2 separate regions of the Mus musculus genome follow, and region 1 is linked to region 2. Evidence: chromatin contacts called from ENCODE Hi-C or POLR2A ChIA-PET data. All regions are on one chromosome and are shown on one strand. Each heading gives the region's core, a stretch centred on a gene start or an enhancer-like site at or near the end of the contact. The rest is flanking DNA. Distances are from core to core; before and after follow the strand shown. Region 1 holds the start of Mrps23 (mitochondrial ribosomal protein S23). Region 2 holds the start of Vezf1 (vascular endothelial zinc finger 1).

Region 1 (6,854 bases), core at 4,284-6,783, 140 kb after region 2:
TGCTATGGTTATCTCCGTTTTACAGAAACCAAAGCAGAAGCCCCAGAGGACTATAAAAAGTATTTATTCATTGCTGAGGCAGTGGGCAGCCACAGGTAAAAGTGAAGGACACACTCAATGCATGGTGGGGTAGGAAAATGCCTCCACATAGACTGTGTTTTGGCAAGGCCTCAAAGGGCTCAGGTGGCCATGCAAGATGTGTGCAGGCAGGCAGGCAGGCAGGCAGGCAGGCATAAGTGGCCTGTGGTCACTACACCCTCATTTGTCCTGACTTGGCTTTATTTATCCATGCTGTTCACTAGAAAACTCACTAAGAACCAGTGGTAAGCCCTGCCCCGAAAGAGGCCCAGGGAGATAGACTCAGACAAGTAAACAGACAGAATTGAGAGGGAAAGACTATGTTGGAGCACTAACAGCATGTGGCTGGGTATGGTGGGGACTGCAGACATGGGCACCCTAGAGGGCATGCTTAGCTAGAAAGAAAGCCAGGGACTCCACAGCCTGGAGAAGAGCAAGGGGACCACACCCTCCCTTCCCTGCCTTGTGCCCTCCTCACCTTAGTAGAGGGGTGTGTGTGTGTGTGTGTGTGTGTGTGTGTGTGTGTGTGTGTGTGTGTTTTAAGACAGGGTCTCTTTCTGCAGTCCAAGCCAAGCTGGCTTGGAACACATTATGTAGTCCAGGTTGTGCAACCCTATAATTCTTATACTGTGTATGAATACATACTATTTCTTTCCTCCCATTTAAAGCAATTGCTAGAGCCAAGGAGATGGCTCAGCAGGTAAGGGCACTTGATGCCAAGCTGGGGCACGTGAATTCAACCTTGGCCTCTACACAGAGAAAGCAGAGAACCAAGGCCCATGGGTTGTCTTCTGGAGGGTACCCCTTTCATAATTTTCTATTATTTAAATGAAGCAATCGCCTGATTACCATGAACCAAGCTCTCCAGCACACAAGGCTAGGAGTTCTCATGATTTTAACAAGAGGCTGGCATTTCCAGTGTTCTCTTTGTCTGACAAATTCCCATGCACTCCTTAAGCAGGGGTGCTATTTACACAGACATTGGCAGAATATATGGAAGCCACGTGGGGGTGGGTATGTAGACTGGATGCCAAGAGCACAGGTCAATGAGCTGAACCTGGTCTGAGAGATAGCTGTGCAGAGTGGCTCAGGGTAAGCTATGTGACCTTCCGTTCTCAGAGTGTGCAGGGATGGAGTAGGGGATGGGTCAACGCTCACCTCCACACTCCTTCCTTCCACTCCCTGCCTGTGCCTCCAACTTCAGAATCAACTAGAATCTAGCTGGGAGCAGAGAGCGAGGGGCTGGTGGGTGCAAACCACACACAGAAATTTGGTCTCCAAGTTCCTTTGTCACTGGGGATGGCCTTCAGTTTCTGAGTCTCTCAGTTCTGCCTCTGGAGACCTGGGGTGACTGTCCCACGTCATCATGTCCTGTTCTATTTGATGCTGTACTTTGTGGGGACTACACAAGCACTCTACCAACAGAACTGCACTTCTAGATGCAGCCCATCTCGATAAACCACCACCACCACAATTGGCACAGTGGCACACGCCTTTAATGCCAGCACTGGGGAGGCAGATGCAGGTAGATCTCTGTAGTTCCAGGCCAGCCAGGCTACTTAGTGAGGCATCTATAAACAAAGAGCAGCAGCAACAACAGCAAAAACAAGCAAGGGGTGGAAGAGATGGTTCATTAGAACACCTAGTCAGGTGAGAGCTTGTGTTTAAGTGCTAAGTGGAAAGAATGGATCACTTTTCAAGGGGGGAAAAAAAAACCTAACAATTTCAGGTCTTGTACAGGTTTGCAATTCAGGCTACTTTGGAGGCTAAGCTAGAAGGATCACAAGTGCAAGGCCAGCCTGAGAAACTTAGTGAGATCTTGTCTAAGTAAAACATGAGAAGAGGAGTAGGGGCAGGGGTAGGTAGGACTTAGCAGAAGAGTACTTGCAAGTAAGGTGCTAAGCTCACCCCCATCTTCCATAAGGCCACCTGTGAGATGCCATCAGCTGCACTCCCAGATGACCTCACAACAGTGACACTATAACCACCATGGGACAGTTGCTGGCCAGCACTTACTGTGTACCTTAGCCTAGTCTAGAAGACAGAGAGCCTCCGCTCTGCTCTTTCTGGTCTCAGCTACCCAACAACTTCATCTTGGGTTATGAGTGAACACATCTTGGGTGTGAACTTCTGATCAGCCAGGTCCCCACATCCCTGAGTCCTTCTCTCTGCCCACCAATATTCTTTTCTTTCTGTTACAGGAAGGATTAAACATGGCAAGGGAAATTTCAAAAACTCCAAGATAATTTAGAGACCCCTGCCAAACACACACTTGTGATTTCTTCTGAATTGGAAAGTTTCGTCTTTGACTTTCCTCCATGAACTTGGAATAAGCCTTTCCAATGCTTTCCCATCATAGGCCGTGCTAGGCAGGCCTTGGAGGGAGAAGGGAAGTGTGATTCTAGGCAAGGCCAGCAGATAGTTCTGACATGGACAGAATTAGAAAGTTGATGAGGGCTGGGAAGGTTATATTTAGCTAGGAGCATGTTTACTCCCCAGAGCTGACTACCCTAGATCTCAGGAACTGGGACCTTGAGCCTTCATAGCTGACCTAGAGGTCAGAGTCTCTTTTCTTTCTTCCTTTTTAGATTACATATATATAGTTCTGGTTTATAGGTAGTGGACTTGAAGACATGCATGCGTGCGTGTGTGTGTGTGTGTGTGTGTGTGTGTGTGTGTGTGTGTGTGTGTGTACTTTCCCGACAGGGTTTCTTTGTGTATTTCTGGCTATTGGGAACTTGTCTGTAAACCAAGCTGGCCTCAAACTCAGGATCCACCTGCTTCTGCCTCCCAAGTGCTGGGATTACAGGTGTGCACCACCACCACCTGGATGAATTATTTTATTTTTACTCCCCCACCTCCGTGTGTGTAGTACAAGTGCTACTGGTGCCCAGCAACTCCAGAGGCATCAGATCTCCCTGGAGTTGGAGTGACAGGCTCTTGTCATGCTAGGAACTGAACTAAGTTTTCTGAAAGAGCAATATATGCTCATAACTGCTTTGCCACCTCTCCAGACTCTGCTCCCGATTCTTGAGGTAGCAGAGATGCCCACCTCTCAGGCCAGGCCTCGGATCATTGCATCTCCTGCTTGGAAGGAAGGTTTTGTTAAAGCCTTTCATCTCTCTAGTCTTCTGTTTTAGGCTAGTTAAGGTAGCACTGTGGGATACAGGAAAGTGCCCGGGTAGAGCTGGGTTCAATCAGTTGCATATCAGACAGAGGTACTTAAGTTCCTGTGGCTTAGCCTTCTCATCTATAATGAGGATGATAATAGCTACCCTGTGGGTGGGCAGAGTTATCTGTGAGATAACACAAGTGGCAACTGCTCTGAAAACTTTCGCTGCCTCCCTTTCTGGGGCCTCCCTTAGAGTGGGAGGATTTTGACATGACTTCATGCTCTTTCCTAAGGACAAAGAAAGATAATGGGTTCCTTGGAGACCTCAAGTGTGATTCAAAACATCCATTAGGGCATAGAGTTTACATATGAATACAAACTCTCTACAAGGCAATCTCTGAGACTAGGAGAGAGAGAGAGAGAGAGAGAGAGAGAGAGAGAGAGAGAGAGAGAGAGAGAGAGAGAGAGAAAGCTCTGACTTCACCCTTGTATTTTTGTCCTGTGGATCAGTCCCAGATTTTATCCTCCTACAAACTTGTGGACATTTTCCCTTTTCCCTCCTTTTTTTTTCTTTTTTAAAGATTTATTCATTATTATATCTGAGTAGTTGTCTTGAGACACACCAGAAGAGGGCATAAGATCTTATTACAGATGGTTGTGAGCCACCATCTGGTTGCTGGGATTTGAACTCAGGACCTTCAGAAGAGCAGTCAGTGCTCTTAACCGCTCAGCCATCTCTCCAGCCCCCCTCTCCCCCCCCCCCCGCTCTTACAGATTTCATTCCCATACAACTATTTCTGCAATGTTTCATTTAACCCCAAGCCATGGGCATTAATGTAGGTAGGTAAATACAGATGGTCCTAGCTCGTTAATTTTACCAGGTGCATAGGCTTTCATAGAATGCACAAACCCTAACTTTCCAGCCACTAGTTTATTTTGAGATAGGGTCTTTCTCTACACAGCCTTGGCTTCTGAAACTCACCATGTAGGTCAGGCTGGCCTTAACTTACAGATATTCAATATCTGCCTGCCTCTGCATCTCAAGTGCTGGGATCAAAGGCGTGTGCTAACATCCTCTACTACTTTTCATTCGATGAAATATTTGTTGTTGCTCTTCTGTTTTTTGTTTTTTTATTTTTCTTAGACAGCATCTCACTGTGTAGCCCTGGCTGTCCTGCAACTTGATCTGTACATCACCAGACTGGCCTCAAACTCAGAGATCGTCCGCCTCTGTCTCCTGAGTTCTGGGATTAAAGGTATGACCCACCACCTCCTGATCATATGATGAATTTTAATTAATTTCATGTGTATCAGTATTTTGCACGAACGTAAGCCTGTACACCACATACATGCCTGGTACCTGCAGTGTTCAGAAGAGAACATCAAATCTCCAGGGACTAGAGTGACAGGTGGTTATGTCACCCTGTGTGTGCTAGAACTCGAATCTGGGTCCTCTGGAAGAGCAGTCAGTGCTCTTAACTGATGAACTCTTTCTCCAGCCCGATGTTTTGTTTTTGTTGTTGTTGTTGTTTTTTTTTAAATCTTGTCACTACGATCAACCATGATGTTCTTCGCACAAATACCCTGATGAAATTTCTAAGGGGTGCTTCTCCAACGGATATTCCTCCAAACCCATACTTTGAACAGTTGAACAATGACAGACTACGTTCCCCCAGATTTTTATTTTCTTCCTCCGAATGCATTCATTCTGGGCTTTTACTTCTTAAAACTCCAGCGCTAGCGGGCGGGCGAGGGACGCCTCCAGCGGAGGAACTACTACTTACAGGCAGCTTTCCACTGAGCCTGAAAACAGACTGCTCTGCTGAGCCCCGCTTAAGGCGCAAAAGGCCGAGGAAGGAGGCCTGGAGGCTCGTGTCACTTGGAAAAGTTACTTCGCCCCTATTTGGGTCTCAGTTTCTGAGTAGTGTGAGTGGCTAAGATTAGGCTTAGTCGAGCCTGGTGTCCTCAAATGTCATATTGGCTAGCTGTTCCTGACTGTAGGATGTGCTGCATCCCGGCGAGCTCCACACTATTCCCTCCACCCTGCCAGAGAGGAGGAAGCTTTGCAAAGTTAGAGAGAAGAAAGCAGGCGCCACACTCCACCTTTCCCCAGGACCGGTCGTTTGCTACTCTTGCGCAGCTTTGGCGCGCTCCCGCTCTTTTGGCTCGGGAATCGATTATTCGTATCTGACCACCCCACCCCACCCCCACCCACCCGGACGCAGGACCTGAGGGCTCCTGCTCAGCCCATCGTTTGCTTCTGCCTGGTTCCGCCGTCCGGATGACGTCGAGGCGGGACTGTCATCCTCGGCTCGGCCAGCCGCTTGTTCCCCCTTGGCTTGCTTGCTGCCGCTTCCGCTTCCGGTAACAGCCCGAGGCTTTCTAGCCCAAGTGGCCATGGCGGGGAGCCGGCTGGAGACGGTGGGGAGCGTGTTCTCCCGGTGCGTGCTCCGAGTTGGGCGAGGGCAGAGTTCCTAGCGGGTCACGACCCTCCTGGCATATCCTTAGGGGATGCGGTTGCGGGTGTCCGAGCCAGGTGATGCCCTTGGCACGGAATCGGTGTGGTTTGTCTCTGTCCCCTTGGATTTCTGTCCTGTCAGATTGTGCTCGCCACCCCATTTCGGTGGAGACCTTCTACAGTAAAGAAGCTGAAGGGCCTGACTGGACAGGTCTTGCTTTTTCACTATGGAACGGTGGGTGGGACCCGTGCAAGAAGATGGAAGCTGTGTGTCGTGGCTCGCGCGCGTAGTCTCGGCACTTAGGAGGCGAGGCAGGAGGATTGCCACAAGACCGGGGCCAACCTGGCTTCGTAGCAAGGCTACTGGTGGACTTCTGTCAAAACAAAAAGCCTGCGTGGACACGCTGTAATCCTAGCTCTAGGGAAGTGCAGGGAGGCACTAAATTCAAGGTCATCCTTGGCCACACTCTTTAGTTTAAGTCTAGCCTAGGCTACATGAGAGCTAACCAACTGGACTTAACACTGTGGCCATGCTAGGTTGCTGTGTGTATTGGCCGTGCCTCCTTTAGGCGGGAGGCCCATTTCAGCTCACCCCTACCAGGCTGCTCTTTCCTTCGTTTAAGTTGATTCAGAGACTTTACAACCCTGTGGTAACCGACTGACCTTGGTTCTGTTCCCTTTCTAAGGACGAGGGATCTGATGCGGGCCGGGGTGTTGAAAGAGAAGCCACTGTGGTATGACATATATAAGGCCTTTCCACCCCTGAGAGAGCCTGTCTTCCGAAGGCCCCGCTTGCGATACGGCAAAGCCAAAGCTGACATCCAGGACATCTTTTACCAGGAGGATCAGATTCGAGCGTAAGTGTCTATCCCCTATAGTGAGCAGGGTGCCGCAGACCTTCAGAGAGGAAGGCTCATGTAGAAGTCTGCCAACCAGACCACCAGAAGAGGATATCAGATCGCATTACAGATGGTTGTGAGCCACCATGTGATTGCTGGGAATTGAACTCAGGATCTCTGGAAGAGCAGTCAGTGCTCTTAACCACTGAGCCATCTCTCCAGCCCAGAAACAGAAGTTCTAAGAAGTGGAATCTGGAGACTAAACTGACAAAGTTGCAGATAAAGTGTTTGTTAACTGGCCTCTGTTCTGTATGAGGTACTTGATCAGCCCTTGACAAACATCAGCTCATAGACTTTATTACTCTAA
Region 2 (6,981 bases), core at 3,799-6,298:
TGTCCGTTGGCTTGTTTTCTAGACCAGAATAGCCTTTCAGATCCTAATCTGACTACTCTTCTGATGTCACTTCAGGACTTAGATTGTTGCCGTTCACATCTTTAACCCAGAGAGAGAGAGAGAGAGAGAGAGAGAGAGAGAGAGAGAGAGAGAGAGAGGAGAGAGAGAGAGAACGAACTTGCACTCAACACTGGTTTCGTGATTTCCTGTTTCTTTTACTACCAAAAATTGAGGGACAACCCACCTCAGCAGATTGGAAATCTAATTGGCCCAGTAGAAGAGAAACTGAAGAGAACTGTTGAAGTAAAGGTTGTTCACTAAAAAGCTTGCTTTCATTCCACTTATATAGAAACATTTAGAGAGGCATTACAATCAGTAAAAATCTTTATATGTGAATAGCATTTTTAGATTGGTGACACAATACTGGCTAATATCACTTTATTCTCAGGATATTTGGTGTAGAAGCAATAGCCACTGAGAAGGGTTCCTCCTCTAAGCAACTTTAAAAGTTTTGATGACAACCGAGCCTAAGCTTTGTGTTTTAGTCAGTCCTACCAGTTTGTAGGACTGTTAAGTCAGCCATTGCTCTAGGGACCTAGGGCGTCTAAGGGCAGTGAGGAGCAGGTGTCCAGAGGAGAAATGTTGGTGCCTGAATGTGTTTTCCAGATGTATTGAATTTCACTTAGTATATTTTTGACTTGTCTTAGTTTCTTTCCTGCTGTGGCCTATGCTATTTTGCTTGTGTTCAGTATTCCTTCTTGCTTACTGTTGCTTACTTAGGATTAAATTTAGGGCTAATCACATGCTAAGCAAGTGCTCTTTTTTTTTTTTTTTGGCGGGGGGTCTGAGATAGCGCTTCTCTGTGTAGCCCCACCTGCCATAGAACTCACTCTGTAAAGTATGCTGGCTGCAAACAAGAGACTCACCTGCCTCTGCCTCCCAAGTGCTTGTATCAAAGGCGTGCGCCACCACTGCCTAGCTTAGAGAAGAGCTCTACCACTGAGTTACATTCCCAACCCTTATTTGTGGACATTGCATCATCCAGGAATAAAATGGAAGCTAGCGTTTTGACATAAATGCTTTATTGGTGAAACTGATAGGTATGTTGTTGACTTTTGACAGTCAAAAAGGGTGATGTGTTTATGTGAGCTTAGACTCAGTTTTTGAAGTCTTGGGTCATGACCTTTGTAAAAAATGTGTTTTGATCACGTTTCTCAAATACCAGCTGGACTCTACTAGACATGTGAGTAGATTTGTTCCTTGTGACTATTACAGCTGTCAAGGAACTTAAATAGGTGTTCAGGAACAAAGAAATCTTTATTGTTTTCCTCGCCAGTTAAAACAGACAACTAGCAATGACACTTTAGCGTGGTTATCCAGTAGAAGGGAAGGAGAGTGCTTCTGCTGTCCTTCCAGGCAAGCCTTCCTTTCTTTTCTGGCAGGGCTACACTTTCTCCCATGGTCGGATTGAGGCTGGTGTTGAGGGGTGACCATTCTTTATGGCTAGTACTTCTTGGTACTCCTCTCTCTGCCCCTTACGCAGCCCTAGCTGAGGTGTACTCCCACTGCCACCCAAGTTAGTCTCAAACACTCAACAATACTCTTTCCCTGGGATTGTAGGCCTGGGCCACCACTCCAGACAAATCTGCGTGATTGTTATTTGGGGATTTTGTTTTGCTTGGTGTATAGTTGTGTATGAGTGCATGTGTATGCATATGTGCTTCAGTACACACAGGAGGCCTACTAACGACAATTTGAAGGGTTTTTTTTTTTCCTTTTTTTCCCTTTTTCTTTTTTTTTTTTTTTTTTTTTTTTCTTTCTTAGACAGGGTCTCTACCTCTGTCAAGATGATGAGAGAGAACGTGCCTCTTTCTCTCTTTCTGAGTAAGTTGGAGGACTGATGGATTGGCTCAATGTCTGCATACTGAGTTTTCAAGCCCAAATTTAACCACTGAACCAGTAAGAATATTTACCAAGAACCTGTTACATTTAGGGGTATTCTACGAATTTTCTACATACATTTTTCATTTAAGTCTAGAGGTTGCCTTTGTGGGATAGGTATTTTGTTCTCCTTGTTTAGAATTGTGTGGGTGACAGGTTATAACACTTCAGGTGGAAGGGGAATCTGAACAGGGTGAATCTGGAAGCTGACTTGTTTGGGATGGACACAGATACAGTTGTTGGTTTGTTTGTGTAGACACTGAAAAGTTCAGAAAAAGTACTTAGTCTAAAAGTAATACCATTGATCCATTCACTGAAAGCTGATTTTAATAATGTGCTGTATGCAGCCATTTATTATCTTGACTGAACTTCAATATAAGGTCTGTGGAAACAGGACTTTGAAGGAGGACTCATTTTGTTTATGTTTTAAAATATTCTCTTAAAGGTAGATATTCCCATTCTAAGGATGAATTCTTTGATCCTGCTTGGTTTGATTATATTCCTGTACAGTTGAATTTGTTTGTTTTTGAGTACATGTTCTGAACTTGAAAACACTCTTCCTTAATGAAAAATAATATTTAAAATCATAATGTTGTTGGAACTGAGGAGATGACTGAGATGGCTCAGTGATTAAGAGTACATAGTGGGGAGGAGAGGCAGGCAGATTTCTGAGTTTGAGGCCAGCCTGGTCTACAGAGTGAGTTCCAGGACAGCCAGGGCTACCCAGAGGAACCCTGTCTCAAAAAAACCAAAAACCAAAAAAAAAAAAAAAAAAAAAAATTGTAACTCCAGCTCCAGGGGATTCAACACCATCTTCTGACCTCCTTGGGAATCTGCTTTACACACACACACACTCATACACACTCATAATTAAAAGTACAACTTAAACTTTAAAAAGATGGTTAATTTTCTTTTTAAGGCAAGATTTTGGGGGGACAATCAGGAATTCTGATTTTACCTATGGATAGAGATATAATTAGCTATTTCTCCTAAAATCTAATAACTGTTTTCACTTGACCTCTACTTCCTGTTTATGGGGAAAACACTACTGGGAGGTGCTATGAGAAAAATTGCTGGGGAAGGGGTTTCTAGATCCCAAAATAAGTATAAGAAATCCCACAGTATTAGCATAAGAATCATATTAAGTACTAGCTTTTATAATTCTGAAGCTTTATTTTGATTACAGTTTCAAAGAGCAGCTAAAGAGAAGCGGCTATACATTGGAGGAGAGAGCAAATATACATAGAGACCTTGAAGGGAATCTTCTAAGGCAGGGAAGAAGCAGAGACTTGTATCCACTGAACCAAAATACAAGCACATACTATGTCCAAGGTCAGAGCAAGAACATATTTTGTCTTGTTCCTTGGGTTTGCAACTTAGCTCTCTCCTCAGTTTACATGTATATGTAAACATATATACGCTTCCTGAAAGAAACATCAAATGAGACTGACAGACCAGGGGACATGTAGCAGTTTAGCTCAGGGATATATCAGAAACTCATTTTCTGTCCCCCTCCGTCTTAGGCTGACCAGTTCTCTGGTGGTTCCTGCTACTGATCCATCCAAACTGCTGGACTTGTCCTTCATACCCAAGGTCTTCAGGCAGTATCTAATGGGAAGTCAACTCTAAAAGGAACCAGACTGTCATTTCCTGGCCCCTTTATTCTGGTGACTGATGGAAGAGTGGGAGGGAAATATATTTGTTTAATGGTTGGAAAAACATCAAATTACCATACCTCTTCAGTTTCTATTCCCATAGAATTTTGCAACTATGGTTTTTGAATCAGTCATTCATATATATATGAATATGATATATATATATGCATACATACATACACACACATACATATATATGAAGTTGAAGATATGTCTTTTATTAAAACTGTCTGGAGGGGATAAGAGTCAGTTTGAAATATGTTGAAGTTCTGAAATAATGTGCACATCTGAGGAGTTGGTTTTATTTTTTAACATTTTATAAAAATATCATAGATGGAGCCTGCCCCCTCATTTCCCCACCACAGATTCTTTGGACTAGATATATGTTTAATAATAGCTTGTCTCTGATATTCACAGTAGCTACCTCTATGTGAGGAAAGGATAGAAAACATTCAAGACATCATATGGGCTTACGATCTACAGATTCCAACCAGTAGCAGTGGCTGACTCCTACACAGACGACTGGGAACTGCAAACAGGCTGGGGTCACCTCAGTGACATCTGACGCTGTCCAACCAGAAGTCTGACTTGTGTGTGCGTGTGCTGCAGGAATTGAAAAATGTACTAAAAGACTAAAATATTTTGCCTCTATACTTTCTCATTCGTTTTTATTGTTTGTTTTTAATCCTGGCGGGAGAGGGGTTTTTAAGTATTTCCTGTATCTGGAATGAAAGGGAAAGATGGGAAAGCGGTCCCGTCACCCAAGAATAACCCAGTAATGACATCTGAACGCGTGGGAAGTGTTTCCCTCCACAGTAGGCGCTTCTAAGGCTGTACCCTAGTGGAATTCCCTGCTCAAATTGGAAGACCACGCAAAGGGCGATGGCAAGAGCGCTGAGTGAGGGCTTAGCTGGTCAGGAATAAAAATACCCGAGGGTAGGGGACACTAGAAGCTAGCATCCTAGTTCGTAGGTGGAAGCTGTGATGTGCTTGACCGATTGAACAGCCAGGTGACCAACCGAAGCCCTGACTGCCGCTGGGGGTATGAGAGGGACGCGACGCCGCCGGGTACCAAGGCAGAGTCACGAGAGGCAGCCCAGCTGTGCCCAGCGGGCCAGCGCCAGACCCTGGCGTCCTCCATCTTCTCTCCTGCGCTCCCCCTGCTCCAGCTGCCTGAGCCACGGACCGCAGCATCACACACCCCCGCGGGGGGGGACGCCGCACCCCATCCCCGCCCCCGGCCCCACCCCAGCCCCCGCGCGGGCTCCCTGACCCCACCGCCCGCGGGCACTGGCTGAGCTCCGAGGCGGCGCGCCGGCGGCGGGGACGCCCGGAGGGGGTCGAAGCGGCTGGGGGCGGCGGCGGCCGGGCCGGGGCTCCCCCCCCGCCCGCGCTCGCCGCCGCGGTGGTGCGTCCCGGAGGTTACCGGAAGTGGCCGCGCTCGGCGCTGCCATGTTGAGGAGCCGCCGCTGCCGCTGCCGCCGCCGCCGCCGCCGCTTTGTTGTCGCCTCCTCCGCCTGAGGAGGCTCCCCGAGCGGGGGGAGTGGGGAGGAGGGGGGTCGGCCGCCGCAGCCATGGAGGCCAACTGGACCGCGTTCCTGTTCCAGGATCTGGGGGCCCCGGGGGGGTCGGGGGGCCAGGGGGGCCGGGCCGGGCTCGGGCGGGCGGGCGCTCCTCCCCTCCCGGCTCCGCTCTCCGGCCCGGCCTTAATCCCCCTTTGTTTTTCCGCCCGCCCGCTCCGGCGGAGCCCGGCCGCCGAGGTGAAAGGAGGCGGCCTCGCGGGGTGCGGGGGAGAAGCAGGCCTCGGGGTGAACCCGGGCCCCCCCAAGCACACACGCACACACACACCCTTCCCTCCCGCCCCGAAGGGGAAGGGAGGAGGCCGGCCGCTGTCACCACCCCGCGGCCCAGAGAAAGGAGGGCGCCGGGCCGCTGTGGAGCGCGGGCCGCTCGGCCACTGCGCGCCCGAGCGGGGCCGCGCGGCGCAGCGAGGGGGTCTCCGGGTCCCGCTCCGAGTACCCATCCATCTTTCGCTTGCGCTTTTCGCGTCACCTCTCTCTTTTTGTGTGTGTGTGCTTGTGTGTTGACTTTCTGACCCTCCTCCCACATCCCGCGAATAGCGGGTATCTCTGGCTTCGCCGCCACTCCCCCTTCTCGCCGCCCCCTCGGGTGGACCCGACGGGGGGTGTTGCGAGCGTGGTTCCCCTCTGCAAACTTTTCTCCGCTCCTAGCCCAAGTCCTGGGCGAGCCCTGGCAACTGGTCCCCTCGCCTCTGTCCAGCTTCTGCGGTCCCATTGAGCTTGGGGAATCCCCGAGCCGGCGGGGCCGGGCGGGGGCGGGGAGCGGCGGGGGCCGGGACTCCTGCAGGCCCGACCTTCCCCGGAGCGTGTCTCGCTAGTCTCGCTCCGCGACCCGCTCGAACGTTCGCTCCGGCCCAGTGGGCGACGGGAAGCGGAGAGGGAGCGCAAAGTCCGCTTACAAAGCCCCTAGATGAGTCACTCATAGGGAGTATGGGGGTCTTCGCTTCTTCTTTTTTTCCTTTTGCCAGAAACTTCAAAGCTAATGTTAGCGGATACTTCAGCCATACCCTTCTCCTACCACTTTAATGCGGGACCCCTGATTGGAACTTTTTCCCCCCTCTGCTTCCTTTCTGTTTGCAAATGCATTGATGAGCAGTAGAGATAAGCACATGCAGAAACTTCAGAACTGAAGGTTAGGGAGCTAGTCGTTTTTAAAATGTGTCCTTCCCGCCTCCCTCTTTGGAGTTTTCCTAAATACTTCGTGAAATTCCAAACGCGTAGCTTGGGCGCTTGAGACCTTTGGAAATGCAGAATCTTCAAAAGATTATACTCTCCGCATCTGGTCCCATCCCGGTGGAGTTAATACGGGGAATTGGAGAATTCAAAATTACCCATTGTGTAATCTGGCTTGTCCTATTAAGACATGTTTCAAATGTGAGCATTTTTATTTTAGGTAATTATTGAAATAAATGGGCTTACTAAAGTTGGAAATTCTTAAGATTTTGCAACTCCTGAACGTCCCACTTTATCATCCTTAATCTGGTATTGATTTTATTGTGCTTTGATGAGTTTGTTAAGAAAGTGATGGTCAAAAAAAAAAAAAAAAGAAAGTGATGGTCAACTTAAGAATGGATTGGCAAAGAAGTACGGAACTAGCTGGCATGAGGGTTGGTGCAAAGACGGTAAATGCTTTCTTTAGAAAAAGCTTACTTACAAATGATCGTTTGACAGTAAAGGACTGATGAGTTTTAGACGCAGTTTAAACAATATTACATTGGGTGTCTGTAAACTCGATGGAGGTGGAACAAAGCAAGCCCCTTATGTGAAGGAGAAACCCATAGTTCATCTTTGGGAAGTTAGTTGAA

Evidence for each region. A loop is a pair of places that touch in the nucleus more often than their neighbours do. ChIA-PET counts read pairs that join two places held with the same protein, here RNA polymerase II (POLR2A).
Region 1: POLR2A ChIA-PET joins it to region 2 with 19 read pairs in Patski. The contact joins the promoter of Mrps23 here to the promoter of Vezf1 in region 2. A Hi-C loop is called at or near these places in 4 of 37 maps with a recorded cell type or tissue (T-helper 17 cell, mouse trophoblast stem cell and regulatory T cell). POLR2A ChIA-PET finds 5 or more read pairs at or near these places in 4 of 5 experiments (Patski and embryonic stem cell).

Annotation. Positions count from the first base shown.
Region 1 is chr11:88,198,855-88,205,708 of GRCm38, forward strand. Mrps23 (mitochondrial ribosomal protein S23) reads left to right here and starts at 5,534. Exons shown (of 5, transcript NM_024174.6): 1 at 5,534-5,631; 2 at 6,335-6,505. The coding sequence starts at 5,588.
Region 2 is chr11:88,063,231-88,070,211 of GRCm38, forward strand. Vezf1 (vascular endothelial zinc finger 1) reads left to right here and starts at 5,049. Exons shown (of 6, transcript NM_016686.4): 1 at 5,049-5,203. The coding sequence starts at 5,171.